3 separate regions of the Homo sapiens genome follow, and all the other regions are linked to region 2. A link is a loop called in an ENCODE intact Hi-C map of the cell type or tissue named here. Cell type or tissue: PC-3. All regions are shown on one strand. Each heading gives the region's core, and the rest is flanking DNA. Links, peaks and the distances in the headings are about the cores only. Region 1 has its middle 61 kb from the start of LINC02313. Region 2 has its middle 28 kb from the start of RNU6-8. Region 3 has its middle 10 kb from the start of LINC02313.

Evidence for each region. Hi-C counts contacts between places; a loop is a spot of excess contacts. Peaks named below come from ENCODE experiments on the same cell type or tissue, not always from the same donor. Only the 100,000 strongest peaks of a DNase experiment are listed, where the experiment ranks them.
Region 1: a loop joins it to region 2, with 3 times the contacts of the local background. A loop is called at or near these places in 2 of 110 quality-filtered maps.
Region 3: a loop joins it to region 2, with 5 times the contacts of the local background. A loop is called at or near these places in 13 of 110 quality-filtered maps.

Annotation. Positions count from the first base shown.
Region 1 is chr14:32,000,004-32,010,894 of GRCh38, forward strand. No RefSeq gene overlaps it. Among named protein-coding and RNA genes, the nearest start is that of LINC02313, 61 kb to the left of the region's middle. In PC-3, for the core only: a CTCF peak has its summit at 4,424; DNase peaks (open chromatin) are centred at 4,498 and 6,908; H3K27ac peaks cover 2,072 bases.
Region 2 is chr14:32,225,546-32,236,436 of GRCh38, forward strand. No RefSeq gene overlaps it. Among named protein-coding and RNA genes, the nearest start is that of RNU6-8, 28 kb to the left of the region's middle. In PC-3, for the core only: a CTCF peak has its summit at 4,941; DNase peaks (open chromatin) are centred at 4,776 and 5,276; H3K4me3 peaks cover 1,128 bases; H3K27ac peaks cover 2,544 bases.
Region 3 is chr14:31,928,949-31,939,839 of GRCh38, forward strand. No RefSeq gene overlaps it. Among named protein-coding and RNA genes, the nearest start is that of LINC02313, 10 kb to the right of the region's middle. RefSeq lists enhancers at 5,597-6,253, 5,755-6,049. In PC-3, for the core only: a CTCF peak has its summit at 5,928 (motif pointing right); DNase peaks (open chromatin) are centred at 4,913, 5,923 and 8,963; H3K27ac peaks cover 1,833 bases.

The DNA of each region.
Region 1 (10,891 bases), core at 1,326-9,325, 230 kb before region 2:
CTTTCACATACGAGGAAGAACATGCAACCTTGTCTTTTTGTGCCTGGCTTATTTTATTTAACATCATGTCCTCCAGTCCCATCTATGTCGTTGCAAATGACAAGACTTCTTTCTTTTTGTGGTGGAATAATATTCCATCGTGTATATATACTACATTTTCTTTATCCATTCATCCATTGATGGACGTTTAGGTTCTTGGCTATTGTGAATAGTGCTGCAATAAACATGGGAGCGCAGGTATCTCTTCGGTAGACTGATTTTCTTTCTTTGGGATGTGTACCTAGCACTGGGATTGCTAGATCATGTAGTAGTTCTATTTTTAGTTTTTTGAGGGAACTTCATGCTGTTTTCCACAGTGGCTGTACTAATTTACATTCCCATCAACATCATACCAAAAATCTTTTCCTTCACATCGTCGGTAGCATTTGTTATTTTCTGTCTTTTTGATAATAGTCATTTTAACTGGAGTGAGATGATATCACGTTGTGGTTTTGATTTGCATTTCCCAGATGATTAATGATGTTGAGCAGTTTTTCATATACCTGTTGGCCATTTGTATGTCCTCTTTTGAGAAATGCAGACAACTTCTTAATATTTGAAGTGATTGTTTCTCTTTACTTTGGGGAGTCCAGGTTTTTCTAGAACCACATTTCCAATGATAGTCTGTTTCTTGTACCTTCCTTCACACCATGAATTAACCACCTTTCCAATTTTCAAGAAAGTTTGTCATTTCTAGAAAGTTATTGAGTAGCACAGCAGTAGAGAACAACAGAGCCACATTAAGATGAGGTTCAAAATGAAAAATTTGTCTCTATCGTAGAACTCACAAGTAGCAGAAATTGTAAAGTATGCCACTGTTAAATCCTCAAATGCCAGAGGTCTCCTCTCCCTATTTATTTTCCATAATATTGTCCTAAGAAAAATCTTTGGAGAATTTGGAGAAAAGCCTGAAATAATTTTTAAGAACCTTAACTTTAAACTGTCTCTTGGTATTCAAGTTTCCCATAAGTTCAAATTTAATCAAATTCATTTTTAAAGGTTTCAATAAAGAGATATGATAAAGGACACCTATTATCATAGTCAATGGTGGAGAGAGAGTTACTGTTTTAATCACAGTAATCCATGATAGTGATTGAGGTGATTGGAGATGGAAAAGCACGTTTCCTCAGTGATCTGAAAGATTTTTTTATTGAACAAAACTCATTTGAAGTTTTAGATATTGTCATAACTTCTCATCATATTTGTTTACACCAATTAATTATTAATTTGGATTCAAGATAAGCCCTTTTCAAAAGCCATTCTAACCTATATTAAACTGGGTCTTACGAAAGACAATAATAGATTTCATAAGTGACAATCCTGGGCCTAAATGTCTCAGAGATTTTGGGAATAATTGCACAGATTTCTCACCTTGTTGTTTTTCTCTTCCTAGTGCAACCTTTCGTTTTTCATAAGAGTGAAAATTATTGAAGACATTATAAATAACAATGGGAGAGGAGGATAATGAGAAGGGTTGAAAGAAAAAAACAAGTTTCTCTCTCTTTTTTTTTTTTTTTTTTTTTTGAATTTTAAGTTCCAGGATACATGTGCAGGATGTGCAGGTTTGTTACATAGTTAAACGTGTGCCATGGTGGTTTGCCGCACAGATCAACCTGTCACCTAGTATTAAGCCCAGCATGCGTTAGCTTAGCTATTTTTCCTGATGCTCTCCCTCCCTCTGACCACCCCTCAAAGAAAAAACAAGTCTTGAGCAATACCAGACACCAATGAAGTAGGTCGTTCCTTACCATGATTAGATGCCAGTGGGATCAAATGAAACCTATCCCTCACGTGCAGGGTGTAATCCATGCAAACCAAACGTTCCTGGAACTGGGGGAGAAGGGAAAGGAGGAGGTGGTATCTCTGGCTCTTGGTTCCTGCTTCAAGCAAAATAGTTTATGGATCATCTAACCATCATGTGTACAGGCCTTTCTCATCGGGTGTTTCCCACACATGAAACTCAGCACCTCTCACTGCTTGCCACTAAGCAAATAAAGCAATGGAAAGCCCTCACTTGAGACATTTGCCTGTATGGCAGACTTTATATAAATATGGGAAAATGGAGGTATTTTATGCCCCCTGAAACATAAACAACTTAAAACTGATTTCAGTACATACCTGAGTTTAAATATCCATTCCTGCCTTCTTAAGTGTTGTTTAGCCTTCTCACTCTTCCTTTTATCTTCTCTCATAAGGACCAGTTTCCTTCCATTTTCTTTTTTCTTTTCTTTTCTTTTTTCTTTTTTTTTTTTTTTGAGATGGAGTCTCACTCTGTCGCCCAGACTGCAGTGCAGTGGCACGATCTCGACTCACTGCAACCTCCTCCTCCCGGGTTCAAGCGATTCCCTTGCCTCAGCCTCCCAAGTACCTGGGACTACAGGCACCCACTATCACACCCGGCTAATTTTTGTATTTTTATTAGAGACGGGGTTTCACCATGTTGGCCAGGCTGATCTTGAACTCCTGACCTCAAGTGAGGCCTCCCAAAATGCTGGGATTACAAGCGTGAGCCATCACATCCAGCCCCTTCCGTTTTCTTATGCGTAACCATTTAGCTTTTCCTTTGTTCTGCTGTCTCCTTCCAGATGCTGTATTTGGTCTATCCAAATGGACCATTGATATGTTTTTTATGCATTCATTTCTTTCAACAAGTATTTATTGAGCACCTACTATGCGCCAGTGCTGACCTAGGCACTGGGTATTCAAAGAGGTCCCTACCTTTATGGAACTTAGCAGTTAGTTCTCTTCACCAAAGGAGTTCTAGTAGCAAGAGTTATTATAGTAATTCTTCTTAAACCTCGCTACGTTATAAATTGGCATCGGAACTTCCTAATTCATCACGGCATCTAATATTCTGTTATCGTCACAATTTTTAAATGTGTTAAGCCCTCATGGGAATATGGCAGTGGGCTATTCATGTCCCAAGTAAGTTTCTTTACTTTAAAACCAACAATGGGAGAACCAGATCCAGAATAGATATTTAAGGTGCTAAACCCAGAGATTATTGCAAACCCTCCTTGAAGACCGGGTCGCAGGCATAGCTGACCTCAAGGCCATGATGATGAAGGAGAAGGTAAAAGAGCCCAGTCATCACTGCTTAGCCTCCTTCTTTGGAAAAAAAATATATATAAAGGAAGTACCCACCATGTTCCTAGGAGTATAGGTCAGAATAAACAGTGCATTGTGGAGGCATGAAAACAGCATTCTTTAAACATGTTTAGGCTTTAAATTAGAGATTCCCAAGACACACAAGAGTGGAACAAGTGTGAGGGCCAGAAGTTTGAATTAGCTCAATGGGAGCCCTTTCTCTTCTCTTACAAGTACCATGCAGGTGCAACTGAAAGGGATTCAATTGGTGACAGCTAGCGACATGCAAAATTAGAGTCTAAGCCAGGAGGCTCTGGTACTTGGGACTGGAAAAGAAGGTCAGCAGTCAATGGGCAGATTGTGCTGGCTTCTTATCAGGGCTCACAAGCTAAATAGTGCAGGACTTGTCCAATATGCAGATGGGGTAAGAGCAGATTCTTGTTTTCTACTAATGGCCTCATAACTACTGTCAAGTGAGAAGCAATAGCAACAGACAGACAGTGGGGATCTATTTAGAGCAGGAAGAGTGGAATGGCTCATTTTGGCCCAATGTCATGCGACTAGCTCTTCAGCCGCATGCATGGGTCAGGCCTGTCCACCAGAAGCCCAGCTGCTGAGCAGCCTCAGAACACTTACATGGCAGGGAGTCTTTGTTACATGGAGCAGGATATGCTTCTCAGGTGTTTCTGCCCAAGTACCCCACCTGCAGGAGCAAGGAAATGTAACTCCCTGGAAGCCTGGCACTTAGCAGAAGAGTTACTTCAGCGGGAAAATCTGGGTGCACTCTCCCCCTCCGCCATTTTCTTTTGAGACAGAGTCTTGCCCTGTCACCCAGATTGGAGTACAGTGGCACGATCTCAGCTCACTGCAACCTCCGCCTCCCAGGTTCAAGCAATTCTCCTGTCTCAGCTTCCTGAGTAGCTGGGACTACAGGTGTGCACCACCATGCCCAGATAATTTTTATATTTTTAGTAGAGATGGAGTTTCACCATATTGGTCAGGTTGGTCTGGAACTCCTGACCTCAGGTGATCCACCTGCCTCAGCCTCCCAAAGTGCTGGGATTACAGGCGTGAGCCACCATGCCTGGCCCACTCTCCCCTTTTGTGTTAAAAATACATTAGCATGCTATACTTTACTTCATAATATATTGTTTTTAAATAGAAAATTATTCAAATCAGCAATTAAGTCACTTGATATGTCTCAACCCCCAGATCTTTGAGATAAAAGTTGTATTGCAGGAAAATGGGCTTGTTTGTCCCTTGGCTACCAGTACCTGACACATGACTATGTATTGTCAAGGGGGCAGTACTGTGCTTTGGTTTGAGAAACAGCCTCATGGAAACGAGTAGTGATTCCAACAGAAATGTGGTCTTGTGTCTGTGGGGAGAAGGATGCAATCGTCTAATGAGTCATCACTTTATTGCTGCCACCACCACTGCTCCTCCTTTCCATCCTGTGCGCTCATATTGGTATCATTTGAATGGCAGTACCTGCCAATTCTCAGTCATTTATGTACGATAAACAACCATGTGTCTACCCCCTTAATAGATTGAAAAGCTGTGCATTATTGAAACCCACTTGTCTCAGTTTTTCCCAGGCAGAATCGACACAGCCTCTGTCCTCTCTGGATAGAACTATGCAGAACGTTCTGAGACAGAGAAGGTCAAAAGCATTTGGTCACCAACTTCTTCCTTTTTCATTTTGGAGTGGAAATAATGAGCATAAAAGAAGACGGGGAGTTTCCATCTTTCCTTAAGTAGGATAAAAACTGAGAAAAAATTAAAGTAATTCAAGCAAGAAGCTAATCCCTTCTCAACTTCGTAATATGACCAGCTTGGTTCAGGTAATCCATGTGAGATAGACCTGGGAGACTCCACTTGTTTCTAAAAAGCCATGTCTTCAAAGTAAAACAGAATCTAGAGACATATATCAGGTGAAATTCTAGTCTGTTTCCTACATTAACCTAGATGACTCAGACACAGGTGAGATTTTGCCCAAATGGCCCAGATTACCCAATTTCCCATGTCAACGGAGATGACCAAAGACAGCTTGCCCCAAATGAAGAATGTGAATGCAACTGTTTGAAACATACCATGGCCAGAAGAATAATTGGCCAGTTCCTTGAAAAACTTAATTATGAATGTGCTTCCCATTCCATTGCTTTTCTCCTCTCTAGTTGGAAATGTCACTTGAACCACCTGGCAAATTCTAGGAGGCATTCCACCACAAGGCTGAGGATACATTTTCCTGCGGGGATGTCCCGGGAAAGGGAGAACACTTGAGAGGAAATCATAACACCCGCCAAAGCTGAAGACAAATGGCTATGATTTAACCTAGAGGTTCGCCTACAGGCTTGTAGGCGATTCCTACAGGCTTGATTCCTGGAAGCCTTGCTCTTTTAAACGAAGCAAGAGACCCCATGGCTCAGAAGGGATTGCCTCAGTCTGAAATGCTCACCAGCAGGGGTAAGGGCTAGCAGGTGAAAACACTGTCGGGCACGCTGGCTTGCCAAAATCCATAGAAAATGAAAACTCAGCAATCAAACTTGAAATCACTTCTGAAATTCCGGCCGTAAAATCAAGAAGAGAGTTCACATGCCATGTTTTGGAAGTTGTCAATTGGACACTATATTATCAGGAATTTGAAGCATAAAGGAGGCTTCCAGCCCATGCAGCCTGTTAAGGACTAAGTGGGCAGAGCTAACACTTCACTGGGTAAGTAGATCCTACTTACCCAAAAGGTAGCTGGGCAGGTATCAAATTTCCTTTTTTTTTTTTCTTTAATCTTTTTCCTTGCCAAAGTACCAAAGCTGATTCTATCAACCTAACTTGACATCGTACCCAGGGAAAGCCCATACTGGAAACCCAGGGCCGCAGATCAAGATTGTGAGGGGTGCATTCTGAGAGCAGAACTGTTCTGAGTGTGTGTTTAAATGGTGTGCCAGTCTAACAGGCCAGTGAGGAGAAACTAGTCATGGAGTCTTAGAAACCATTGACTGCCTGGACCGAGGAGAGTGACCTGGATGCCTGCTCCCACTTCTTCCATAGCTCCAGTTTATATCCTCTTACTTGGGGCTTGGGCAATATTGCTGATGGAAAAGCCCACCTTTATGCCCTCCCACCTTTCTTTCCCCATGTCTAGCAGCCTGGGCACCTGGGAGCACCTCCTCCCTCCGCCCACCCCCTTCCAGAGGGAGTGATCTAATCAGCAAATTCCCATTGGCTTGTTAATGATTCACGGTGTGGTTTGTTCCAGAAGATGGAAGGCAAAGAATCTCTAATGACGGCATTTCACAGGTGCTGCTGAGCCTGGGAAGCAGTGTTGGTTGGGGATAGGGCCTTTTCATCTCCCCGCAGTCTCTACCACCTTCTCTGACTAGGAGACGATGTGCTCACACTCCCACACTCAGCTTCACACTTTCTGTTGTGACGTGGGTTTGGGCATCTGCTTCCCTGACCCAGAGGAAGCCAGTCTTGCCTGGTGGGTTTCTGTCTAGTATGAGGGAGGAGGAATGGAGTGCCTTTTCTGCAGGCACCTGCACATCTTGGGAGCTTAGAGAGTCTGTGCAAAGGTAAACAGTTACATAAGGAAAGAAAGACTTACTTTAGTCCTGGGTCTTGTGTGGGCCCTGCGGTAGCACGTGGAATATTAAAAAATAATGTGGGGATTACCACCATCTCTTCCGTATTTGTTCTTCTGAGTCATGCTCTAGTTTAAGCAGCAAGAAAGACGATGACCTTTCTCTTCAGTTTACCTTAAAGAGCAGCTGGTGCTTAATGGAAAATTTTGAGAAAGTTGTCGTTATGAACCAATTCAATGGCTGGAGCATTTCCTGCAAAGGCTCTTATCTGGAGAAAGAGGATTTCAGGGTGAGAAAGCTGGCATGACGGGAGGATGAGTCGGGAGGTGGAGGGAAGAGTTAGAATGGCCAAGAGAGCGGGAACAAGCTGCCTGTTGTGGCTGTGGCTCTCAGATTTTCCTTGAGATTTTTTTCTGGACTTTTAACTTGAAGACATGCCCATTTTGAAAGAATTTTTCTTTCTGAAGGATATTTTGGGCTGTAGGCAGGGCAAGAAAGTTCAAGCCCAGACACTGGGGGTTTCTTCTGGCTGTGCTGATAACCTGCTAGGGAAAGGAACAGTTCTATTTTCTTCCCTCGTGTGGAGGTGATAATTCCTGCCTGGATCAGTCTTATAAAAATGTTTGGAAGACTATGTGGTTAATGTTTGGGTGCTAATCTATACCAAATGCTTAAGAAATATGCAGTTAATTCTTAATCTGAAAATTTCTTTGTTGTGATTCTCTTCTCCATGGCAGGTCCGTAATACTGAGTATTAGGATTTGTTAGAAAAAGGCAGCAGGAACAGGTCTCATTATCTATTTAGTTATTTTTCAAAGCTTTCCTTGGGGGAGAAGGCTAATGAATGAGTAAAGACTGTGAAGGAATATACTGTACAGAAGATAGACACTAATTAATCTCCTCCTCTGATGAGGCTGGAGAGAAAAAAAGAAACTTATATTAAAGCAAGAGAGATATAGGTTAGACATAATGAAGAACTTGCCTATTATGAGCATTTTAAGTTGCTGCGCAGGGCAGGCAAAACCATAATTCTGATGGTGGCCAGTATACAAAGCAATGATACCAGCCAAATTTCACAGAAGGAAAGAGTCTATATTATCTGAATAAGTTAGGTCTGCTTTCTGGCATAAGCAGACTTTATTTCCCCACAACCAGCGCTCTAACCTGTGGGTGTGGCAATTATTTTAGAGTCTCTCTCTAGAAAAGTCCCTTTTGGAAACTAGGGCCTTTCTCATCACTGTGTAAGTGAACTCCCTGACAGTTCTAGGAAGACTACAGATTTTTTAAGCTGAGACCGTTTTTTTTCTCTCTCTCTTTCTTTCTTTTAACCTTTTTATTTAGTCTGTTAAACCACCAGAGACACAGATTCCTCCCAAGGGGCTATTTCTGCTTTTCATTTATTGAGACTACCAGGTCATATCACTTGTTTTTGATGAACTCAGAGCTATTTAAAGCTGCTCTTAGGCCTTTAACTGCTTTACTAGATGCCTGCTCTCCCAAGTCACCCTCCTCTTTTCAGTCTGCCCACCCCACTGCCCTTCTTTCCTCTTATATTCTCTCCTGTCCCTCCTGACTGTCTGCAACCCCTTTTATTTTTCCCTGTCCCTTATCTTCTCCTAATAGCTCTCTTTTCTTTCTTTCTCTCTCTCTCTCTCTCTCTCTTTTTTTTGAGACAGGATCTCGCTTTGTCATCCAGGCCGGAATACAGTGGCATGATCATGGCTCACTGCAGCCTCCAACTCCTGGGCTCAAGTGATCCTCCTACCTCAGTCTCCTGAGTAGCTAGGACTATAAGCACACACCACCACACCAGCTAATTTTTAAATTTATTTTTATTTTTATAGAGACAGGGTTTCACTATGTTGCCCAGGCTGGCCTCGAACTCGTGGCCTCAAGCAGTCCTCCTGCCTCAGCCTCCCAAAGTGCTGGTATTACAAGCATAAGCCAATATGCCCAGTCTCTCTCTCTTTCTTTCTTTTCTTTTCTTTCCTTCCTTCCTCCCTCCCTCCCTCCTTTCCTCCCTCTCTCTCTTTCTTTCTCTCTTCCTTCCTTTCTCTCTTTCTCTCTTCCTTCCTCCCTCCCTTCCCCTTCCTTACTTCTTCTCTTTCCTTCCCTTCCATTCCATTCCCTTCCCTTCCTCCCTACCTCCTTCCCTCTCTCCCTCCATCCCTTTCTCCCTCCATTCCTTTTTTCCTTTCTTTCTCTCTGTCTCTTTCTCTCTGTCTCTTTCTCTCTCCCTTTCTTTCTTTCTTTTTCCCTTATGAATCATGTTCTCTGCACCTTCCAGAGCCGTGGTTGGAAAAATTAGATTGCTTCTTGGAATCTACAGTAGAATGTCTGGTTGAAAATCACTTCTGGAAAAGCCAGGATAGCCAGAACAGGCCTTCAGATTTGTTTATTCATTCAACAAATATTTATTGAGCAGCTATTTATGTGCAGACCTCTGAGATTAAAGTTATTGGCAACCTATAAGCCAGAAGAGAGATAGTTTTACCCATTTGACATATAGGCTTAATTGAAGATTAAGGGTTGTCCTAAACAACCTTGTTTTATTCCCTGGCCCTATGTTCATAATCACTAATTATTGCTACAAAACAAAGTGCCCCCAGAGAACTTTTACAAATATTTTAAACATCCTAATGGTCATACTGGTTTGCCTTGGATGTCACTAGATTGTGAATGGTAATTAGTTTTCTTTTTCCAGCTGAGGGCCCCTTAGGCATTGCCATGTCTGGCCCTTTCAAATTCTTTCTGAGCAATTGGTTTCTAGATAATTGTAATCAGTCGTTTCCTATGGGCAAACCCTTCTCAATAATGAGCTCATCATCCCATCAGGTGAAAATGCAGCAGCACAATTAATATTTTGGGGATGAAAACAAATTACTGTTTGCTGAATAATGAGCCCTGAGTCCTGTTTTAGAGCTGAATATGCAGTGCAAGACCAAAATTTAATTCTTTTCATGAGAACTGACAGACTTTACTTCAAACCAACTACACTTCATTAAAACTGTGATAACAGTCTGCAAAGCAGCATAGAAATATTGCAGCTGTGGGCTCTCAGAGAGAAGGAAAGAATCCTTATATTGTTCAAATATGACACAATGCGTTTGTAATGGAGTCACTCCATCCCAGATATATTCGGATTCAATGCACTGATTCTCCTCCCCTGCCACTCGGGTTCACTTAATGGTGAAAGGGAGGCAGCAGCCAAAGCAGCCAATTCTCTTACTTGCTTTAGACTGTACAGAAACTGAGCCACCCGAGTTGGGGGTGCCAGGGTGCAGAAGGATAAGAAGGGTAAATCCCACTGAAGAAGAGTCTGGTACGAGGACCAACAGCAATTTGGGCAGGTCACGTCCAGCCAAGATGTGGAGGAGGAAAATGTGGGTGGAGACTCAATGGGCTTCGTGGAGGTAGAGGTGATGACCACCCTTTGTGACTGCATGAGTCACTCTGCCTTTGGATGAGGGATTTGGGGCCCGAGGCCACTCAGAGAACATCTCCAGGAAGCCTTTTCTAACTCCCCGGACTGTGAGATGGCCTCTCTGTGCTCCCAAGGTGCCTTGAACACACTCCTCTACAGTTCTTACCACCTGCTGAAATTGTCTGCTTTTTCACAGTGGTTGGCACCATGGTCTTTGGAGAAAGGCAGTATGGCTTTGTCACTAATTAGCTGTGTGACCTTAGGCAAGTCACATAACCTCTCTGAGCCTCAGCTTCCTTACAAATAATATTTAATAGGGTAGATGTGGGAATTAAAATGAGTTAGTAAAAGGCCTGGCATATACTAATCGTTATTACCATCATCATTAGTGATATCATCTTTTCTACTCCATCATAAGTTTCTCAAATGCAGGGTTCACATTATTTATCTTCATCTACTAAGAGTTCAGCACACAGATGCTCTCAATAAAGGTCTATTCAACAGATTTCACATCAGCAGCTGCTAGATCATAGTAAGAGGACAGATGTGCCTTTCTTGGGAAGATGATTGCCCTGGAGGAAGCTAACAGTCAACAGTGACTCAGAGATAGTCACCTCCTCCCCTGTGTGTTCACAGTGGTCAGTGAGAAGTGATAGCAATGACCTTTCCTGTGAGAGGTTAGAATAGGAAAGATTTCTTGATAAGAAGATGGTATGACAAATTCAAAGAATCTTTCACCAGAAACAAGCTCTGAGCCAGT
Region 2 (10,891 bases), core at 1,617-9,616:
ACAGGCTTTCCTGCCAGGACCACAATTACTGTCTCCCCAGGGTTTAAATACTGACAGAGCCTTGGGGCATGCAGTTATGGTGCCATTTTCTTGGATCAATAGGTATATGTCCTTCCTAGCCCTGCTATAGAACTCAGGTAACTGCTGGCAGGTGGATCACAGTCTTGCCTTAGTGGGTCTTTCTTATCTTTTTGATCTATTGCCTAGTTTGTCTTACTAACCGTATCATTCACACACATCATAACCAACTTAATTTGAAAATAGGCCTCCAGGTCTCTGTCCAGGGAATAGCAAAAGAGTACAGACAAATCTTCCCCAAGGCACATATTTCTGTTTATTGTAGTTTCTCTTCTTGACAGGTAAGAAGAGATAAGGTTTTACTCTAGAGGAATGAAAAATACATAAAAGGTGTTGATGATATGGCAAGTTCCAAATTTGGTTCTCTTTCAGCAATCACAGCCCCTGACATCTGGACTCTCTTCCTCTCTTGTTTTCTATTGGTGTTAATGCCTGTTTCTTTCCTTTGTAAGGTTCCTTGAGGGGAGTGTTCTTGTGTCTCTGTCATCTTTAAAGCTCTTCCTCATGCTGGTGCTAAGTACATTGTTTTCCACAGATAAGATAATTGAATGTTTCTAAACTCAGTACATATCTTTGGTCTGTAAATCAGTAGTTCCTTTATTTGATGCTTCCTTATACTGAAAGACTCACTGAAAGGTTCTTAGATGGAATGCAGTATAACCACTTGAGTGTTAACCACTCAAATGTCCTTTGAGCAATAAGGCCTTGCCAGAAAGTCTGGAAAATATGAAAGTCACTCCATGTGCAGTTCTGTGGGGTTTTTCTGTTACCCTCGGAGCAGAATCTTCAGTCCTCTAAAGATGCAGGTAAAACATGGAATTGGTGCCACATCTAATCTTTTCACTGTCATGCTTACTGCTGTTGCTAATATATACACACAACCCCACTTTGCAATGGATGGTAGGAAAGGTATCTTAGACCCAGGAACACTCAGCCAAACTGGGGCCTGGGACCTGCCTTAACAGGAGCATCTGACAACCTGGGTTGTTGGCTCCCAAATCAAATTAGGCTAGTATGTGTCCCATCGTGAACTGGATGGGGATCAATCAGGACTAACAAAAAGCAAAGAAAATAAGACGTAGGACAATTTGCCACTTGATTCTACATTCTATTCCTAATAAGTTAGTGTTTCAACCCAGCTGTAGCTTGCTTTCTACCCTATTTGACACTTTCATATTGTTTCTCTCTATTAATAGTCATTGGGCTTCTTGTCAGCTTGGGATTATTATGTTTCATTACTGTTTCTGGATAAAACTCCGGTTGCTGGGAATTCTATTTGTGTTGTGTTTGAGAGCAATACAAATTTCTGCTTCACTGATGGAGATGGTGAGAGATGGGCCATTATGAACAAATGAAGATAGTGCAGCATTAGGGAACTTCAAATGAGTTTCCAAGTACATAAGATATATGCAAAAATGTATTATAGCCACTTTCTCTATTTGGAAAGTCAACTCCCTCTTTTTTAGGTCTGGGTGTTAAGAAACTTGAGATAGTATTTCATGTATTTATGTAGTGAAAGCCATGAATTTGGTGGGCAAAGAGGTGTCATAAAGGACCAAGTCTGCATGGACATGCAGTGTCCCTGCACAAAGCCCATCTCTAGTCACCCAAGTATGTGCCCCTTCCCTCAGTCAGTCAGGAGGAAGGGGAGACTTTTTGTTATTTGCCCAGAGTGGTTGCCTTTTTTCAACGGTAGTAATATTAAGCCTACCAAGAAGAAGGAAAACTACCACCAAGATCTTTGTCTCCATTATCAAGGCACATTCCCGAATCAGCAAAGACACAGAATACAGCCCTTTGATTCCAGATAGGTGGTCTTTGCCTAGCTCCATCATTTTGTTCTGTCATGAGGAGCAATTCAGGAATGCTGGCTATTAAATTTCTTCTGGATGGCTCTTGCCTCCACGCCCTTTTTGGGGCCTCATAATTTTACACTTAAAAATCCTGGCCAGACGCAGTGGCTCACACCTGTAATCCCAGAACTTTGGGAGGCCAAGGCGGGCAGATCACGAGGTCAGGAGTTCAAGACCAGCCTGACCAACATGCTGAAACCTCGTCACTATTAAAAACAACAAAAAAAAAATTAGCCAGGCATGGTGGCACGTGCCTGTAATCCCAGCTACTCAGGAGGCTGAGGCAGGAGAATCGCTTGAACCCGGGAGGCGGAGGTTGCAGTGAGCAGAAATCAAGCCACTGCACTCCAGCCTGGGTGACAGGGAGACCCCGTCTCAAAAAAAAAAAAAAATTCTTATTCAGCCCTGACTGATACCAAACAAAATATACCTACTAAATGCAGAGTTTCTAGTTCCTGAGAATCCCTGGTGATTGATGCCAATTGTAGTGCTTTCAGCAACAGCTGAGAAAGCCAACAGAAACCTAGAGAGTTTTTAATGTAAGCTTAAACAGCCAGGTGAGGCTATGTTGGAAGGCTCTCTTGAAGTATACAGATTGCGAGGAGATATGTGGGCTCTGGATTGACAGGGAAGTTTTATTCTGGTAAAACTGTATATAGGCTCAAGCCAGTTTAGTCAAGGACAGGTCGTTTCCTAGTGTAACTTGAACTTAGGTTTGAGGAAGGGAGCTAAATTTCAGGAACTTGAACTTTTAAACTCAAGTTTAAGAAAAGCAATGAGATTGCATACTCTTTAGACATGGACCTACTCATTAAGTTTCTTTGCAGCTACTAAGATAGTGTTTTACCCTTGGTGGACACTCAATAAATAATAAACTGGATTGAGTTTTCTGAAGGTAAGAAGCAAGTTGGTGGAGAGTTCTGATTCTGGTATCTTTCAGTCGCTTTCCTCTCTACAATTCTGTGATTCTAGCAAGGCCAGGAGGCAGCAGGTTTGAGAATAGGAAAGAGATTCAGTGTGGCTGAAACATGGAATGTGAAGGAATTCTGATGAGAGATGAGGCTGGAGAGGTATATGAAAGCCAACTTATTATTATTATTATTTGAGATGGAGTCTTACTCTGTTGCCCAGGCTGGAGTGCAGTGGCACAATCGTGGCTCACTGCAACCTCTACCTCCTGAGTTCAAGCAATTCTACTGCTTCAGCTTCCTGAGTAGCTGGGACCACAGGCGTGCACCACCATGCCCAGCTAATTTTTTTTTTTTTTTTTTTGAGATGGAGTCTCACTTTGTTGCCCAGGCTGGAGTGCAGTGGTGTGATCTTGGCTCAGTGCAACCTCCGCCTCCCGGGTTCAAGCGATTCTCCTGCATCAGCCTCCTGAGTGGCTGGGATTACAGACATATGCCACCATGCCCGGCTAATTTTTTTGTATTTTTAATAGAGATGGGGTTTCACCATGTTGGTCAGGCTGATCTTGAACTCCTGACCTTGTGATCTGCCTGCCTTGGCCTCCCAAAGTGCTGGGATTACAGGCGTGAGCCACCGTGCCTGGCTGCTAATTTTTTTTAATTTTTAGTAGAGATGGGGTTTCACCATGATGGCCAGGCTGGTCTCGAACTCCTGACCTCAAGCCATCCGCCCACCTCGGCCTCCCAAAGTGTTGGGATTACAGGCATGAGCAACCACACCCAGCCTGAAAGCCAACTTGTACAGGTCTCTTCAGTTGGTGAAGGCATTTGGGCTTCACCCTAAAACAGAGCGGAGTAACAGAAGGGTTTTTAGCAAGGGGTGTGACATGCTAAGATATATATGTTATAAAGATTACTGGGCTTAATGTAAAGAATGGATTGGAAGACAGGTAAGGGCGCTGTTATTGCAATTTGGGGAAATGAGGATTTTGGCCTGAACTAGGCTAGTGAGTGGAGAAAAGTAGATGGATTCAAGAGAGGGAATTGGCAGGATGTGAGGAAGTTTGGGTGAGGAGGAGCAAAGGGTGAAGCATGATTCCCAGGTCTTTGATTTGGGCAGTGATGGAGTGTGGTGCCATCAATAAGACAGGGACCATAGAAAGAAATGGGTGAGGAAAGGTGGTAGAGAAAACAGTGGGTTCAGTTTTCTACAGTTGGAGTTTGAGGAGCTTGTGGGACATCCTAGAGATGTGTAGGTGGCAGTTGGATGAATGGACCTGAAGTTCTGAAGAGAGCTATCAATTGAAGTACAAATTTGGGAGTTTATGATGTAGATATGGGAATAGATATGGGAGTAGATGCATTTTTTCAAGGAAATACCAACATTTATTGTCTTGGCAGAAAGGGAGGTACAAAATAAACCTAACTGTGAGTAGCCAGAGAGCTAGAAGGCAAACACAGAGAGGCATACTTGGGGAATAGAGAATTTAAAGACAGAGGGAAAGGTCCACCTTCCTCACCTTTGGGTCATCCAGTCTCTAGGTTCCTAAATAATTCAGTGTGCTTTTGGTCAGTAAGTCCTAGAATAGGGGGGGGAAAAAGCATATCAAACCACTGCTGTGTGAATGCTATAGCCCTAGGTCATTGGTCTGTTTTATTTAAACATATCTAGGTTCTGCTCCCTCTGAGGATTTTACCTAATGTTAAAGAGAATGAGAAGAAATACTCTTTATACATTATAAAACTATGCTAATAGTAACCAGCAGGGAAATTGACCTATAAATACTCTGAGCACATTAAGGTAAGCACATTTTTTTAAAGTTACGTCTTTTGGCTATGGTCTAATGTGATGATTAGTGAAAATGGAATTGAAGAGTGACAGGAAATATTAATGGCAGGCAGCACACAGTCGTTTGGCCTTAGAAAGAACAACGGACTTTATCTGTTCCCAGAGGGAAAATTTGATGAGTAATGACCTTGATACACATTTTAAACACTCTGACAATGAAGTAATAGGTGCTGCTTTTGCTCTTTGACCAGCAGATTCTCCTTTGCTGCAGTTAGGTGTACTACTTAAAGCTTGTTTAGAGGGCCACCTAAGGGTACAGGCAGAAGCATCACAACATCTATATTTCTGTTATAGGCAGTGATGAGTACTATGAGCCTCTTATAAGAGGCTGCAAGGGGTTGCTGTACCATCAGGCCTACTTTCCTTGGAGAGGGAATAAAGCAAGTCCAAGGTGCTCAAGAAGGTACACTTTCCCAAAACATCCCACTCCCCACGTTGCTGATTAAGATCTAATGATTCACATTTAGATGCCCTTCCACCCCCATCCCCATCCTGACAACACAAAATTTGAGTCAAGCCTCAACCTTGCTAAGTAAACAGATTTGTACTTGTTACTCTTAGCAGCACTGGAGTCTAAAGACAGACTATGTGGGAAGGCAGATTCTTAGTTACCTCCTCCCCAAGCTGTTGCAGGAATTTCAGATCCCTGCTTGCCAAAGCACTTTTATGGGGTTAAGAATTTTTTTGTGTGTGTTGGGGATAGGGGAATGTACAGCCTTGAGTGACTCATGCCCTTCTCTGGGCCTCAGTTTTTCCCTGTTAGGAGGGAAAGGAGCTGTATTAGGGGATCCTTGAGTTTCCCTAAGCCTGGCCTGTATCCCCTCACCAACTGGATCCACGAGCCAGAGCCTGCTTTAGCCAGGCCCATTCTCTGGTTGGCTTGGCTGGCTTTAGAGGGCTGCAAATAGGCAAATCACTATTTGTCAGTCTGTAGAGAGGAAGCTTATTTGCAGTGGGAACACCGTAGGAGGAGATTTCTAAGTTGAAAATGCAGGTACTCCTCCTCTGGGGAATGGAAGAAAGACAAAGAGCCCATTAAGGGTTCTAGAAATCAGAATGGTTAGATTCTTCCTGGCCCTGTCAACGTTTGCCTATTACCCTGGCCTCATCGGTTGGCATTTGCTTGTGTGAAAAGGTTCCAGGTTTAGAGAAAGGGTGTCGGAGGCAGACAAACCTAGCTCTGTCACTTGGTTGTTGTGTGATCATGTATGAATTGCTGGAATTTCTGCACCTCATTTTCTTTTTTAAGGATGTTTCATAGGCCTGCAGGAGGACTAAATGAGATACATAATACATGTGAAACAGGAATGCAGAGCCTGGCATGGGAAGGGGTTACCTCCTTCCTCCTGCAGTCCTTCTCTTCACTTTCATCTTTGCTCACATGTTATTCTCCCTACTGGAAACTCACCTTCAGTGCTCTGTGAGGCCCTCCTGTCTGTGCCAGTGCTCAAGTCCTCCTGGTACCCTAGCATGCATTGCCTCACCTCACATTTTAGTAACAGCCTTCTTATATTCTTTCACTGGTTTTGCCCATCTAGATTACTGCTCTCTGAGGGAGGTATCCTGTCAAATACTGGTAATCTTTCTTCAATTCCTGGTAAGGTGTTAGGTACATAGTAGGGGCCTAAGCAATATTTGAATGAATGATTATAGAAAGAACCAGTTACAGAGAGCAAGAGGGGGCAGTATGGGCAGTGGGTAAGGCCTGTATGGATGCTAAAACCAGCCTGCCTGGGTTTGAATTCTGGTGCTGCCAGTTTTTAGCTTTGCAACTTTAAAAGAGTTGCTGAACTTTACCCCTCAGTTTTCTCATCTGTATAGTGGCAGTGGTAAAAATAGTACCTTTCTCCTAGGGTTATTGTGAAGATTGAGTAAGTTAGTATTTACAGTGTTTAGACCAGTGCCTGGCACTTAATGCTATATAAGAACCCACCATTATTATTTTAAAGATCAGACACGCTTGAGTTGAAAGCCTGCTCTACTACTTACTAATGATGTGACTGCAGGCAGAAATTATTCAACTTCTCTGTGCTTCAACTTCCTTCTCTGTAAAATAGGGATAACCTATCAACGTAAATAGTGATAAATAGAGATAAACTATCAACATAACATGTACTTGATAACTGGTGGCTATTAGAAGCCTGCTTCAGTCTCCTAGAAACAAGAGTTCAATCATGACTGCATGAAGAATCATTGCAGTAGCCCAGGCCCTGTTTAGGAAACTGAAAACCTGGAGCTTACCCTGACTGGGAAGGAGTGAGAAGACCTGAATTAGGAGTTGTGGATGTATTGAAGGAAGGGATAGGGAAGTTACTTTGTGCTGGTTGCTAAGCTGTATCACCAAAATCCTGACCAAATTAAGTCAGTAAAAATATATTTGGAAGGAGCTGGAGACTTTTGCCCATGTGAAATTCCAACACAGGCTCATACCTGCCACCTTTCTGCATATCTCTTATTGTATGAGGTGTTTCTCATGTTTTGTCCTTATGTAGCCAGCTGTGTTACTGTCATGGTGATGCTCCTGGTGTGTGAGAGTGGAAGTATGCCATCCCATCTTCTGCAGGCCAAGTCGGTCTGTTACTCTCATTCTCAGAGAAGGTGAGATTTGCCAGTGCAGAGCTTACATATCTGGAGGTGCCACTTGCCCTCTTCTTCTGAAGCTGCTTTGAGACTCAGAGAATCCTGATTCTAGGGTTCAGTCTATTGATTCTCACTTCTGAAATCTGATTTGATCTTAAGTGATGTTTTAGATTCTAGGGGGATCTAACTTCTGCCAGCAGTGAGGGGCTGACTTCTCTCCACTGTTGAGGACAGAGGCAATCTGAGGGTTATGGTCTCAGTAAGGAACCCCACTTAGTCCATGGGCTTTTCAGGGAGATGTAGGAAGGGAAGAGTAAGCAAAGGAGAGGCAGGCAAGCCTTGGTACTAATAGCTTCTTTCTCAGGCGCTTTGCTATCATCTGGATGTGTGCTTAGACTTTTCATGGTCCAAGCTTCTCATATCCCTTTCTTCTCTCTGTCCCTCTACTACTTCTTTGTTTGTCTGTCCCTCTGCTGCTGCTTTGTTTGAATTTAATGGTAAATTCTGCAATGCAATAAATTCTTGGGTAAGGTGATGTAATATATTTCTACCTCAAAATTATAGATTTGCTGCATGCTTGCTGTATAATCTCATGATAATCAAAATCTTGTGGCTTCATTGTCAGCAATGCCAACAATTGGTTTCAAATATCAAGATAACAGTAACCACTTCCTTGTTTCCATTACTTCAGAGTTCTTTATGATTATAGTTTTATCTTAACTATATTCAGTCAGGAGAATTGACCTTTGATTAACGTCATTTTGCAGAATAAAATTCAGATATGGGGAAGTGAAGAGAAGGCAGTTAATTATGTTCAGATGATGGGCCTAAATTCAGTTCTCATTCTATATCAGTTTGATGGTACTGAACCTGGATGTACACGTGAGGAGTTTGAAAAAAATACCAATACCTGTGTCCTGCGTCAAGCCAATTAAAAATCATGATCTATTGGGGTGGTGTCAGGGCCAGGGTATTTTAATCTTTTCATTTGAGTCTGATGGGCAAACAGGGTTAAGAATCACTGCTGAATTTACCAAGAAGGCAGGACTTTTAATTTTCACTGTTTGAATGAGGAAATTATATGAATAAAAACCAATTTTCAAAAAGTAGCCGATAATATTAAAACATGTTTTCTGCCATTATTTTTCAAACCAATCAGCATTTTGCAAATGAAGGTTTCTAGACAGCATTAGTTACAAGGCTTTGTGTTTTTCTTTTTCTTTTTTTTTTTTTTTGAGACAGAGTCTTGCTGTGTCACCCAGGCTGGAGTGCAGTGGTGCAATCTTGGCTCACTACAACCTCCGCCTCCCGGGGTCACACCATTCTTCTGCCTCAGCCTCCTGAGTAGCTGGGACTACAGATGCCCACCACCATGCCCAGCTAATTTTTTGTATTTTTAGTGGAGATGGCATTTCACCGTGTTAGCCAGGATGGTCTCGATCTCCTGACCTCATGATCCGCCCGCCTTGACCTCCCAAAGTGCTGGGATTACAGAGCTACTGCACCCAGCCTGTGTTTTTAAAGAGTAAAACTTCAGGGTACTAATATTAGCAGTGGCGAATATGTACAGGTCTGCATCAACTGGATTCTTGCCTCCTTGGAGTAAAGAAGTTGTCCAAGCGGCATAAGGCAGAGTGAGAAACCAAGGCAAGTTTTTGAGCAGGAGTGAGAGTTTATTAAAAAGTTTTAGAGTAGGAATGAAAGGAATAAAGTATACTTGGAAGAGGGCCAAGTGGGCAACTTGAAAGATCCAAGTGCCCAGTTTGACCTTTTTTTTAAAAAAATTTTATTATTATTATACTTTAAGTTTTAGGGTACATGTGCACAACGTGCAGGTTTGTTACATATGTATACATGTGCCATGTTGGTGTGCTGCACCCATTAACTCGTCATTTAGCATTAGGTATATCTCCTAATGCTATCCCTCCCCCATCCCCCGACCCCACAACAGTCCCTGGTGTGTGATGTTCCCCTTCCTGTGTCCACGTGTTCTCATCGTTCAATTCCCACCTATGAGTGAGAACATGTGGTGTTTGGTTTTTTGTCCTTGTGACAGTTTGCTGAGAATGATGGTTTCCAGTTTCATTGATGTCCCTACAAAGGACATGAACTCATCATTTTTTATGGCTGCATAGTATTCCATGGTGTATATGTGCCACATTTTCTTAATCCAGTCTATTGTTGTTGGACATTTAGGTTGGTTCCAAGTCTTTGCTATTGTGAATAGTGCCGCTATAAACATATGTGTGCATGTGTCTTTATAGCAGCATGATTTACAATCCTTTGGGTATATACCCAGTAATGGGATGGCTGGGTCAAATGGTATTTCTAGTTCTAGATCCCTGAGGAATCGCCACACTGACTTCCACAATGGTTGAACCAGTTTACAGTCCCACCAACAGTGTAAAAGTGTTCCTATTTCTCCACATCCTCTCCAGCACCTGTTGTTTCCTGACTTTTAATGATCGCCATTCTAACTGGTGTGAGATGGTATCTCACTGTGGTTTTGATTTGCATTTCTCTGATGGCCAGTGATGATGAGCATTTTTTCATGTGTTTTTTGGCTGCATAAATGTCTTCTTTTGAGCAGTGTCTGTTCATGTCCTTTGCCCACTTTTTGATGGGGTTGTTTGTTTTTTTCTTGTAAATGTGTCTGAGTTCATTATAGATTCTGGATATTAGCCTTTTGTCAGATGAGTAGGTTGCAAAAGTTTTCTCCCATTCTGTAGGTTGCCTGTTCACTCTGATGGCAGTTCCTTTTGCTGTGCAGAAGCTCTTTAGTTTAATTAGATCCCATTTGTCAATTTTGTCTTTTGTTGCCATTGCTTTTGGTGTTTTAGACATGAAGTCCTTGCCCATGCCTATGTCCTGAATGGTATTGCCTAGGTTTTCTTCTAGGGTTTTTATGGTTTTAGGTCTAACATTTAAGTCTTTAATCCATCTTGAATTAATTTTTGTATAAGGTGTAAGGAAGGGATCCAGTTTCAGCTTTCTGCATATGGCTAGCCAGTTTTCCCAGCACCATTTATTAAATAGGGAATCCTTTCCCCATTTCTTGTTTTTGTCAGGTTTGTCAAAGATCAGATAGTTGTAGATATGTGGCATTATTTCTGAGGGCTCTGTTCTGTTCCATTGATCTATATCTCTGTTTTGGTACCAGTGCCATGCTGTTTTGATTACTGTAGCCTTGTAGTATAGTTTGAAGTCAGGTAGCATGATGCCTCCAGCTTTGTTCTCTTGGCTTAGGATTGACTTGGCAATGCAGGCTCTTTTTTGGTTCCATATGAACTTTAAAGTAGTTTTATCCAATTCTGTGAAGAAAGTCATTGGTAGCTTGATGGAGATGGCATTGAATCTATAAATTACCTTGGGCAGTATGGCCATTTTCACGATATTGATTCTTCCTACCCATGAGCATGGAATGTTCTTCCATTTGTTTGTATCCTCTTTTATTTCCTTGAGCAGTGGTTTGTAGTTCTCCTTGAAGAGGTCCTTCACATCCCTTGTAAGTTGGATTCCTAGGTATTTTATTCTCTTTGAAGCAATTGTGAATGGGAGTTCACTCATGATTTGGCTCTCTGTTTGTCTGTTACTGGTGTATAAGAATGCTTGTGATTTTTGCA
Region 3 (10,891 bases), core at 1,711-9,710, 300 kb before region 2:
GTTGAATAGTATTCCTTTGTATGTGGTGTGTGTGTGTGTGTGTGTATATATATATATATATATATATATGCCATATTTTGTTTATCCATTTATTCATCCATGTACTATTGTGTTGCTTTCACATTCATAGGGTTTTGTGATGATGAATGAGCTAAGGGAGGTAGAATTTGGCATATAGTAAGCACCAAATAAATACTAGCTGCTATTATTATTATTAATCCTGATTTTTAGAAAGTCCTTAACATTAAGCTTATTTCAGTTTTATTAAGTTATATACAACTGATATAACCCATGATATAACCCACTTTAATGACCTGGGGAGTACAAATAATAGATATATCTTTTATTCCCCTATTAGTTGCCAGAACATCTTCCTGATAATACTAATAGGAAGCCCAGTATCTCTCTCTTAAGGCCCTATCGCCTCTCACCTCTTCTAAACATCCAAGATTGCCAAGAACACTCTGGTCTTCATTCATTCCAAAAGGGCTAAGTCCCAGTTCTAAAAGCAAGCGGAGAAAAAACTGAGCAGTCCAAGTGGTCTGCCAATATTGCTGCTTCTTCCTGTGGGGTAATATTGAAAACTGGCTCTACACAGGCCAGCAGCCACTTCCCCACTGCTGCAGGGATTCTCTCACTGACTTAGGTCTTCTTCATGGACCTAGGACTTGGACTTCAAGATTACAGCTCTTTTAGTTCATAGTGCTCAGTCATTGTTCTCAAATCACACCCACAACCAGAAGAGTTTCTAGTCTCAGCCATGGGATACATGGGACCAGCCTTCTCACACCTCTGTACCCTTAATCCTGCTGGTAACACTGGATCATCAGTCTAGACTGTCCCTTTTCTCATGGTGAGTTTCCCCTTTGGAATTTTTGATGTCCTTTTCTCCTCCAGGCTTCTTGTGGGGTCTATCCTAACCCATCAGGAAGGTTCTAATAATGTCTCCTGCTAGGAGGCTCCTTGACCTCCCTGCAATTGTTCAGCCTTTCATCAGAGACCAGCTCTGCATAACAGGGGTATTGGAGGGGCAGGCTTTGTCAGGCCACATATAACTTCTACTAGACTGTCCTCTCCAGGGCAACAGAGTGTTAAATATCTCACAGCATCATGAGTAAGAGTGGCCCCTTAATGACTCTTTGCCAAATGGGGAAGATCGGTGTCCACTTAGACAGAAAAGTAACTGTCATTACCCAGCTATTTAATTTCAGGTTGCTTCCTACCAGATACCCTGTTACACTTCTGTTCACTGGGTCTGGTTCTACTTTTTTTTCAGACATGGGGTCTTGCTGTGTTGCCCAGGCTAGAGTACAGTGGTGAGAGCATAGCTCACTGCAGCCTCTAATTCCTGGGCTCAGGTGATCCTCCTGCCTCTGCCTTCCAAGTAGCTAGGGCTTGGAAGGTGCAGGCCACAATGTTGGAAGGTGCATGCCATGATGTCTGGCTAATTTAATTTTTTTTCTTTTTAAGAGAAGAGGTCTCTCTGTGTTGCCCAGGCTGGTCTCAAACTCCTGGCCTCAAGTGATTCTCTCACCTTGACCTCCCAAATTGTTGGGATTACAGGCATGAACCAACTCACCCAGCCTGGTTCTACTTCCTGATGTCAGTAGGAACCTCTTCCCTATGACAAAACTTCACCAAATGAATCCCCAGAGGCCTCAGCTTATTTTGTTCTCCACTGGCTCCCCAGCTTACTCACTGGGTAATCTTAGTCACATTTTTAACAATCACAGTTAATGTTTATTGACCTTACTATTTGCCCAGTACTGTGCTAAGTGCTGTAATATATTAACAAATTTAGTCTTTAAACAACCCCATCTACAAAAAGGTCACCTTTTTGTAGATGAGGTAACTGAGACTTAGGAATAAGGCTTAGTAGTAAGGCTAAGGTCACATATCTGTTAGAATTTGAGCACAGCCTCTTGGGCTCCAGAGCCCACAGCGATGCAATACTGTATCCCTAACTCAAATTTATAGAACAGAGATGCTTATCTCAGAGTGTTGTGGTGAGGATTGGATGCAATAAAGTGTGAAAAGTGATTCGCACTGGCTCTTTAAGTGTTCAAAAAATGTTCATTTGCCACCCTTTTCCTTCCATTCAAGTGAGCATCTCATATCTTAAATACTGCACATTTTTTAAGTGCCTGACACAGAGTGGGTGCTCATTGGGTAGTAACTACCCCCATTATTACAGTGCATGCTTTGAAGTCCCCTCCCAGTCCTGACTGTTCTCTTCTAGTTCAGTTGGATTCTTCCTTTCTTTTTTTTTTTTTTTTTTTTTTTGAGACGGAGTCTCGCTCTGTGGCCCAGGCTGGAGTGCTGTGGCTCGATATCGGCTCACTGCAAGCTCCGCCTCCTGGGTTCATGCCATTCTCCTGCCTCAGCCTCTGGAGTAGCTGGGACTGCAGAAGCCCACCACTATGCCCGGCTAATTTTTTGTATTTTTTAGTAGAGACAGGGTTTCACCGTGTTAGCCAGGATGGTCTCGATCTCCTGGCCTCGTGATCCACCCGCCTCGGCCTCCCAAAGTGCTGGGATTACAGGCGTGAGCCACCGCACCCGGCCTCTTTCTTTCTTTCTTTCTTTCTTTCCTTCTTTCTTTCTTTCTTTCTTTCTTTCTTTCTTTCTTTCTTTCTTTCTTTCTTTCTTTCTTTCTTTTCTTTCCTTCCTTCCTTCCTTCCTTCCTTCCTTCCTTCCTTCCTTCCTTCCTCTCTCTCTCTCTCTTTCTTTCTTTCTCTCTTTCTTTCTTTCTTTCTTTCTTTCTTTCTTTCTTTCTTTCTTTCAGGTTCTCACTCTGTCACCTAGGCTGGAGGGCAGTGGTGCAATGATGGCTCACTAAGGTCTCAAACTCCTGGGCTCAAAGAATCCTCCCACCTCAGCCTCTAAAGTAGCCACCATGCCCAGCTATTTTTTTTTTTTTTTATTCTTTGTAGAAACAGGGTCTCACTATGTTGGCCAAGCTGGTCCTGAACTCCTGGCCTCAAGTGATCCTTCTGCCTCAGCATCCCAAAATGCTGGGATCTAAGATCCAATCTAAGATCCAGCTGAGGCACAAGCCACCACACCCAGCCTCAATTGGATCTTAGATTTTGGTGCCCAGAAGTGTACATGCTACACCAGGGGTGGGCTTGAATAAAGCAGAGTGGAAGGGGACAATCACCTGCCTCCCCAGAGTGCACGATGTCCTATTACTAGTATGTTTAATAATACTAATATTAGTATAATAGTATACTAATATTATTAGTATATCTTAGGAGACATTACTATTTCTGCTAGTCATTTACACTGTCAGTATTGAAATTATGGTCAGTCAGATCCTTGACATCTCTTTACTTAGGCTGTTGCTCGTCCACACCTCACTTGGCCTGCCTTTCATTTTTCCTTTTAGAAAAAAAAGAGATACCTTTTCCAAAAATATCTTCTTTTTTTCTGATTAAATACTACAAGTTTGTTGTGGAAACTTTGAAAATGCAGAAACGTACAAAGAAGGAAATCAAAGTTACCATGAACAGCATGATCCAGAGATAACCTCTGTTAATATCTGCATATGTATATTTCCAATATGTGTATGTGCTTCTTTTTTATAAAATTAGGATCATGCTGTTTGCCATTCAAAATATATCCTGAGTCTGACACTTTTCACCATTTTTTCCCAACATAAGTCACCTCTATCTTTTTCTTAAACTACTGTAAAACTACTAAACTACTATCCCCTAAAATTGGTTTCCCTGCTTCCATTCTTACTCCCCTACACTCTGTTCTCCAAAAAATAACCATTGTGATCCTTTAAAATCCTGACTCTCTCCTGCTCAGAGTCATCCAGTGGCTTCCCATATCACGTAAAATGAAACCCCAATCGCTCCTTACTCTGGCCTGCAGGGGCCTGTGTGATGGGCCTTCTCCAGCTTCGTTCTTCCTTTCCTTCTGTTCTCCCCTCTGCTTACCTACTCCATCTCCAGGGCTTCTTTCCAGCTCAAGCCCTTTCCTGTTGAGAGCATTTGCTTTCCCCAGCGCTACGAGGCTCAGTCCATTTCAGCCCCTGATCCCATACCCTCTCTCAGGGACCACCTTGCCCAAACAGTACCTCTGCCTCCATCATTCTCCTTTCCCTTTCCCTGATTCATTTTCCTTATTAGAGTAATTAGTCTTCTGTAACATGACTGTATTTTTATTTATGTACATATTTATTTGCTTGTTTATTTGTACCCTGTGATCTACGTCTTCCCATTCTCCCACCCCTGGCCACTGGTAATGACTGTTCTACTCTCTGCTTCTATGTATTTGATTTTTTTTTTTTTTTTTTTTTTTTTTAGACGGAGTCGCATTCTGTCTCCTAGGCTGGAGTGCAGCGGCACGATCTTGGCTCACTGCAACCTCCGCCTCCTGGGTTCAAGCGATTCTCCTGCCTCAGCGTCCCAAGTAGGTGGGACTACAGACACCCACCACCAAGCCCGGGTAATTTTTGTATTTTTAGTAGAGACAGGGTTTCACCATATTGGCCAGGCTGGTCTTGAACTCCTGACCTTGTGATCCGCCCGCCTTGGCCTCTCAAAGTGCTAGGATTACAGGCGTGAGCCAGCACGCCCAGTGTATTTGATTTTTTTAAGATTCCACATATAAGTGAGATAATATAATATTTTCTCTATGTCTGGCTTATTTCACTTAGCATAATGTCCTTTTTATGTTGTCACAAATGGCCGGATCTCCTTTTTTAAGGGTGACTAATATCCCATTGTGTATATATATCTATAGATATATATAGATATCTATAGATATCTATAGATACATATACACACACAACACAATTTCTGTTTTCATCCATTTGTTGAAGGACAACTTTAGTTGTTCCATATCTTGGCTATTGTGAATAATGCAGTGAACATAAGAGCACAGTTATCTTTACGAGGCGGTGATTTCATTTCCTTTGGGTATATACCCAGAAGAGGATGCCAGGTCATATTACAGTTCTATTTTTAGTTTATTTAGGAACCTCCCTACTGTTTTCCACAATGGCTGCACCAATCTACATTCCCACCGCATTGCAAAGGGGTTCCTTTTCTCCATCCCCTTGTCAACACTGATCTCTTGTCTTTTTATAATAGCCAACCTAACAGGTGTGAGATGATATCTCATTGTGATTTTGATTTGCATTTCCATGATGATTGGTGATGTTGAGTACCTTTTCATATAACTGTTGGTTATGAAAGTATAAAAAGTAATTTTTATACTTTCTTTGGAGAAATGTCTATTCAGGTCCTTTGCCTATATTTTAATCTGGTTATTCATATTTTTGCTTTTGAGTTGTGTGTGTTCCTTATATGTTTTAGATATTAGCCCCTTATCAAATATATGGTTTGCAAATATTATCTCCCAACCTGTAGGCTGCCTTTTCATTTCGATTGTTTCCTTTGCTGTGCAGAAGCTTTTTAATTTGATGTAGTCCCACTTGTTTATTTTTGCTTTTGTTGCCTGCCACATGATTTTAATGGCTGTAATAGTCTATCATATGTATGTACTATAAGTCTCCTATTGTTAGACTTTTAGGTTGTTTTCCTTCTGGGGTAGTGTAAGTTATAGTCAATATCTTATTTTTACAGCTTTCATCTTGTGAGATTCCATCACTTCCTGACACAAAGTGATCCCATTTATAATGGGATCCCATTTATAATGATAATTTCTATAATCAGGTACTATTCTAAATGCTTTACGTACTAATTTAATCTACCTCATATAGTAAGGTATATACAATCATTATCTCCACTTTCCAGATAGGGAAATTGAGTCCGATAGTGTAAGTAACTTCTTTAACATCACACAATTAGTAAGTGGTAGAGCTGGGATTCCAACAGGTCTCTACTTCCGCAGCCTGAGCTCTCAACCCCTCCTCCACCTCACCAGCTGCCTCCTGATCTTTCTCCCAGCAGATGTCAGCAAACTTCCTTTGTCTTGCAGATCATTACTGTTTTTGTATAGAGAGGCACTGAAGACCAAGTCATGTGCCAATTCACATCTTTGTACAGAATAATATTATCCTGTTCTCCAGTCCTTTTAGCGGATTATAGCTGAGCTCCTCTGAATATTCCTTACTGTATTATCATGGAGCTTGTATTTCTCTACCTTGTCCACAAAGAAAGTGTGCTGACTTGTTTGTCACCATTTTCTAACTAGACAATGGAACAGTTACTACCTGAGGAACCCTGTCAGAGAGGAGATGAGGTTAGTCTGACCAGCATTCATCTTCCTGGGTCAACACAAGGTGTCTAAGCTGCGTTAGAATTTTGCTAAAAGTCCCTGTTAATAAAACGGAGACATTTGCCCCTCTGCAAGTTTCTGCAAGTTCTACCATGCTTCATAAAGTCTCATATATTATAATATTTCCATTTTTTTCAGATGTCAGATATTGTAAATGAATTCCTGTTATTTTAGGGTCCTAGAGCTGCTTATTTTACTGTTCCTGTTGCAGTGAGTATTGGGGTGCCTGTATAGACGGTGCTGAGATGTAATTCATCTGAGGCTGGAGACTTAAATGCAGCAGCCAGGTGCTCTCCTCCTACTTCCTCACTATCACAGACTTTAATTTCCTCTTGGCCATATTTTTGTTCTTCTTTCTGGCTCGAAGGTCATTCCTGATAAAGAAGATGGAAGCAAACTAGGAGTTGAGTAATTCTGTTTTCACTGTATCATCTCTAAATTAACTGTGTCATCTGCCCCCAGCAGGAGGCCAAACTCTTCTCTTGTTCTTTTTCTTGTTCTGAACCCACCCCAGTGGCTCCTGGTGTATTTTATGTGTGCATTCTCCTGTGCCCCAGCCTTCTACTTCCGTGACTTGATTCTTTCTTTTGATGCCACTCCTTTGTATCTGCTGTTGGCTGCAAATTCCTCCTTCCTGCCTTTGTGAGTGTCCTTGTAAAATATAAGCTCATTGGAGACAGTAATTTTTTTGGATAGTTCCCTCTCTTCCTCCTCTCCAGAGTAGAGTCAGAATTAAATTAGGTGGAGCCTCCAGTCTTTCTAGAACCAAGTTCTACATGATTAGAGTCTCTGACCATGGAATCAAAGAGCATTTAGCCTTGTGCCTTACATATAGGAAGTCTGCAATAATGGTAACAATAATAACAACAATAATAACCTTTACTGAGTGTTCACCATAATAGTAAACCATACTAGGGGCTTTATATATGTGATCTCATTTAATTCTCAATGTTGACATATAAGGTAGGTCTTATTATTCACGATTACAGATGAGGATATTGAGATACAGAGAGGTGACATTTGCACAGCCGTAAGGACAGCGCCAAGAGCCTGACTCAGGTCTGTCCAGATTCCTGAGCGTGTACTTTAACCTCCACATTCTGCTGCCCTCTGAGATTTAATCCACTGAATCACCTTCTTTTCTCTGGACTTGTAGAGTTCTTCATTCTTGCAGTCTCAGGAACATAGACGGCTTGCATTCACTTCCTTGGCTCTTGAGAATCACATAGTGACAAGGTCCTTTTCTGTCTAAGTGCCAGTCGATTCCATTGTGTTATCCACCTAGTTCACCTTTAATGGCCAAAATTAGATCCAAGCAGTAGCTCCCTCACAACATCCTTGTCCCTCTGTGACATGAAGTTGTCAGTAGAGCAAGGCCTGAGTGAATTGGATGCTCTGCTTCTGACAGAGTGGGGCTCCTAACAGACCTCTGGATTGTTCTTCCATCATCCCTCAGCCTGCAGAGAACAGAGCCTGATGGTGGGAGTGACAGGTACACCTAATGGGTGGGCCCAAGGGCAACCAGCCTCTCCTTGCCCCCTCCCCACTGAGCTTTCTGTGCTCTGGGAATATTATGCTGGCTTGAAGGTTTTTCTTCAACTATGATTTACATGCCACCTATTCTCAAAAAGAATGTGAAGTAATTTACAATAAAACATGTCTAAAACAAGACAATTAAAACATATTTTTAAAAGAGAGGCAGATGGAGAGAGGTCAGAAATCACTTGGTTTGAATCCCTGACAAGAAGTTATAGCACATGAATGCATTTTGATCAATTCTCGATACAAATGTCTGGGTGTGTAGGAATGGGGAAAAAACTCTGCGGAGTGGGGAACCTTGAACCTCATGGGCCCCATCCTCCACCTGGAGCCAAAATCAAGTGACATCATGCCTAGCAATGCCTGTGAAAATATTAATTCAGGCCGGGCGCGGTGGCTCACGCCTGTAATCCCAGCACTTTGGGAGGCCGAGGCGGGCGGATCACGAGGTCAGGAGATCGAGACCATCCCGGCTAAAACGGTGAAACCCCGTCTCTACTAAAAGTACAAAAAATTAGCCGGGCGTAGTGGCGGGCGCCTGTAGTCCCAGCTACTTGGGAGGCTGAGGCAGGAGAATGGCGTGAACCCGGGAGGCGGAGCTTGCAGTGAGCCGAGATCCCGCCACTGCACTCCTGCCTGGGCGACAGAGCGAGACTCCGTCTCAAAAAAAAAAAAAAAGAAAATATTAATTCATACTATCTGTCTCAGGAAGCCTCGGGGAAGGCAGCAGAGGAACCGCTGCATGTGTGAACTCTAAGTTTAGTGTAGCCAGTTTGCCCAAGGGTCAGAGCCAAGATAATTCATCACTGTCACAGACAAAAGGCCTCCATAAATTTGTCTTTAAATTTTAATACCTAAATCACATATTATACAGACAGAACTCACACAACCCATCTATTGCTCTGTTATAATTTTTAAGGACAAAAATGGTATAAATCATAACAGGACTTTTAAAATTATCACAGTTGTTTCAAGAGATGCTATGCTATAGCTTTTCTGTTAGACAAGATTCCAGTAGGAAATGGATGACTGAAGAATGAATGAATGAATGAATGAATGAGTGAGTGCCTACATGGTCCCATGACACCAGTGAATCAGTTTCATACTAGCTGTGACAAACAGTTCATTCAGTAGAGCTGAGCATGACTTCTGGCGGCACTTCCTGTCATGATGTAGGCTGATACTGTGGGAGCTCTGAGTCAGAACTGCAGCCAGCAACATGACTCAGGGCATTGAGGTCAGGGCAGGGGAGCTCAGGCACTCCTCTGACCCTTGTCTAGGTGTGCACCTACAACTCCCTTGATAGGTTTACATATGACCAACTTCATTTGATAGACAGAAAAATAGAGAAGGAACGTTGGTGATGGAGGGTTGGCTTATGACTTTCTATATCATTAGAGATGTAACAAACACTCGCAGTGACCAGATGAATCAGAAGGAAGATTTCTTGAGGTCCCTGGTAGGCATATTTCCTCTTACCTTCAATTCTATGGGGCATTTCTGTAGTTTGTTGAATGGAATCAAAGTGTTAAGGCAACCTAGAAACTAAGTACTAGCCAGGTTCAGTTAGAGGCAATCAAACAATGAAATATCAGGCAACAGATTTAACTAAAACTGTTCTCTTAATCCTTTTTTTTTTTTTTTTTTTTTTTTTTGGAGACAGAGTCTTGCTGTGTCACCCAGGCTGGAGTGCAGTGGTGTGATCTCAGCTCACTGTAACCTCCACCTCCCGGGTGCAAGCAATTCTCCTACCTCAGCCTCCTGAGTAGCTGGGACTACAGGCTCCCGCCACCATGCCCAGCTAATTTTTTGTATCTTTAGTAGAGATGGGGTTTCATCGTGTTAGCCAGAATGGTCTTGATCTCCTGACCTAGTGATCCACCTGCCTCAGCCTCCCAAAGTGCTGGGATTACAGGCGTGAGCCACCATGCCCGGCCTCCTTTCTGTTTTCTTAATGTGAAGGTTTTTAAGTATGTAGGTATTCATGGGAGAAGTAGTAGTTATTTGTTGTAGGCAAATACTGGTGTTCTCTCAGCTATAGGAAGTCATTAAAGATGGGAATGATTAGGATAGGGAAATGGCATTCGTAAGTCTGGGTGTGGCTATTTTTTTTGTTAGCTTGATAGAATTTGATAGGCAATGATTTTTAAACTTTCTTGTAAGGCTGGATTAAAATATATAATTTAAAATCTTTGGGGTGATATTATAGTAAAACCCAGTCTCCACAAGTGATTGTGTGAATTTACTCAATGCATCAAGTATTTGTTGATCACCTGATTGTTAACCATCCATCCATCCATTAATCTATCCATCTATTCATCCATCCATCCATCCATCCACCATTTATGCATACACTACTTACTCAGCATATGTTATGGGCTGAATTGTCCCGCCTATCACCCCAAATTCATATGTTGAAGTCCTAACCCTCAGTACCTCAGAATGTGACTATATTTGGAGATATGTCTATAAAGACGTAATTAAAGTGAGGGTGGGCCCTAATCCAATTTTACTAGTATCCTTATAAGAAGGGGAAATTTGGACAGGTGTGTATAGAGAGGAGACTACGAGAAGACACAGACAGAAGATGGCCTTTTACAAGCCAAGGAGAGAGGCCTTAGAAGAAACTAACCCTGCTGACACCTTGATCTCAGGCTTCTAGCCTCCAAACTTGTAAGAAAATAAATCTCCGTTGTTTAAACCACTCAGTCTGCAGTATTTGGTTATGGTAGCCCTAGCAAACTAATGTACTTCCAATATACCAGTGCACTATGCTGGATATGATATGCTAGATAATACTATGCTATACCAGTGCACTATGCCAGATAATACATGTACTTCCAATATACCAGTGCACTATGTTAGATATGAATGAAGTATCATCTCTGCCTTCAAACAGCTTCCAGCCTGCTAGGTACAAAACACTGCTAAGTGTCAAGGAAACTATAAAGCTACAGTGATGAATCAAACCTTTAGTTTCATGAGGTGCTTAACATTCTATAAAACCAGCCCTTGCCCCCATTGGTTTGTATGGGGTTACAATTGGCATGTGCCCCTATTTTATTTTGAATTCTGACCCCAAAAAATGTTTTTGCGTATG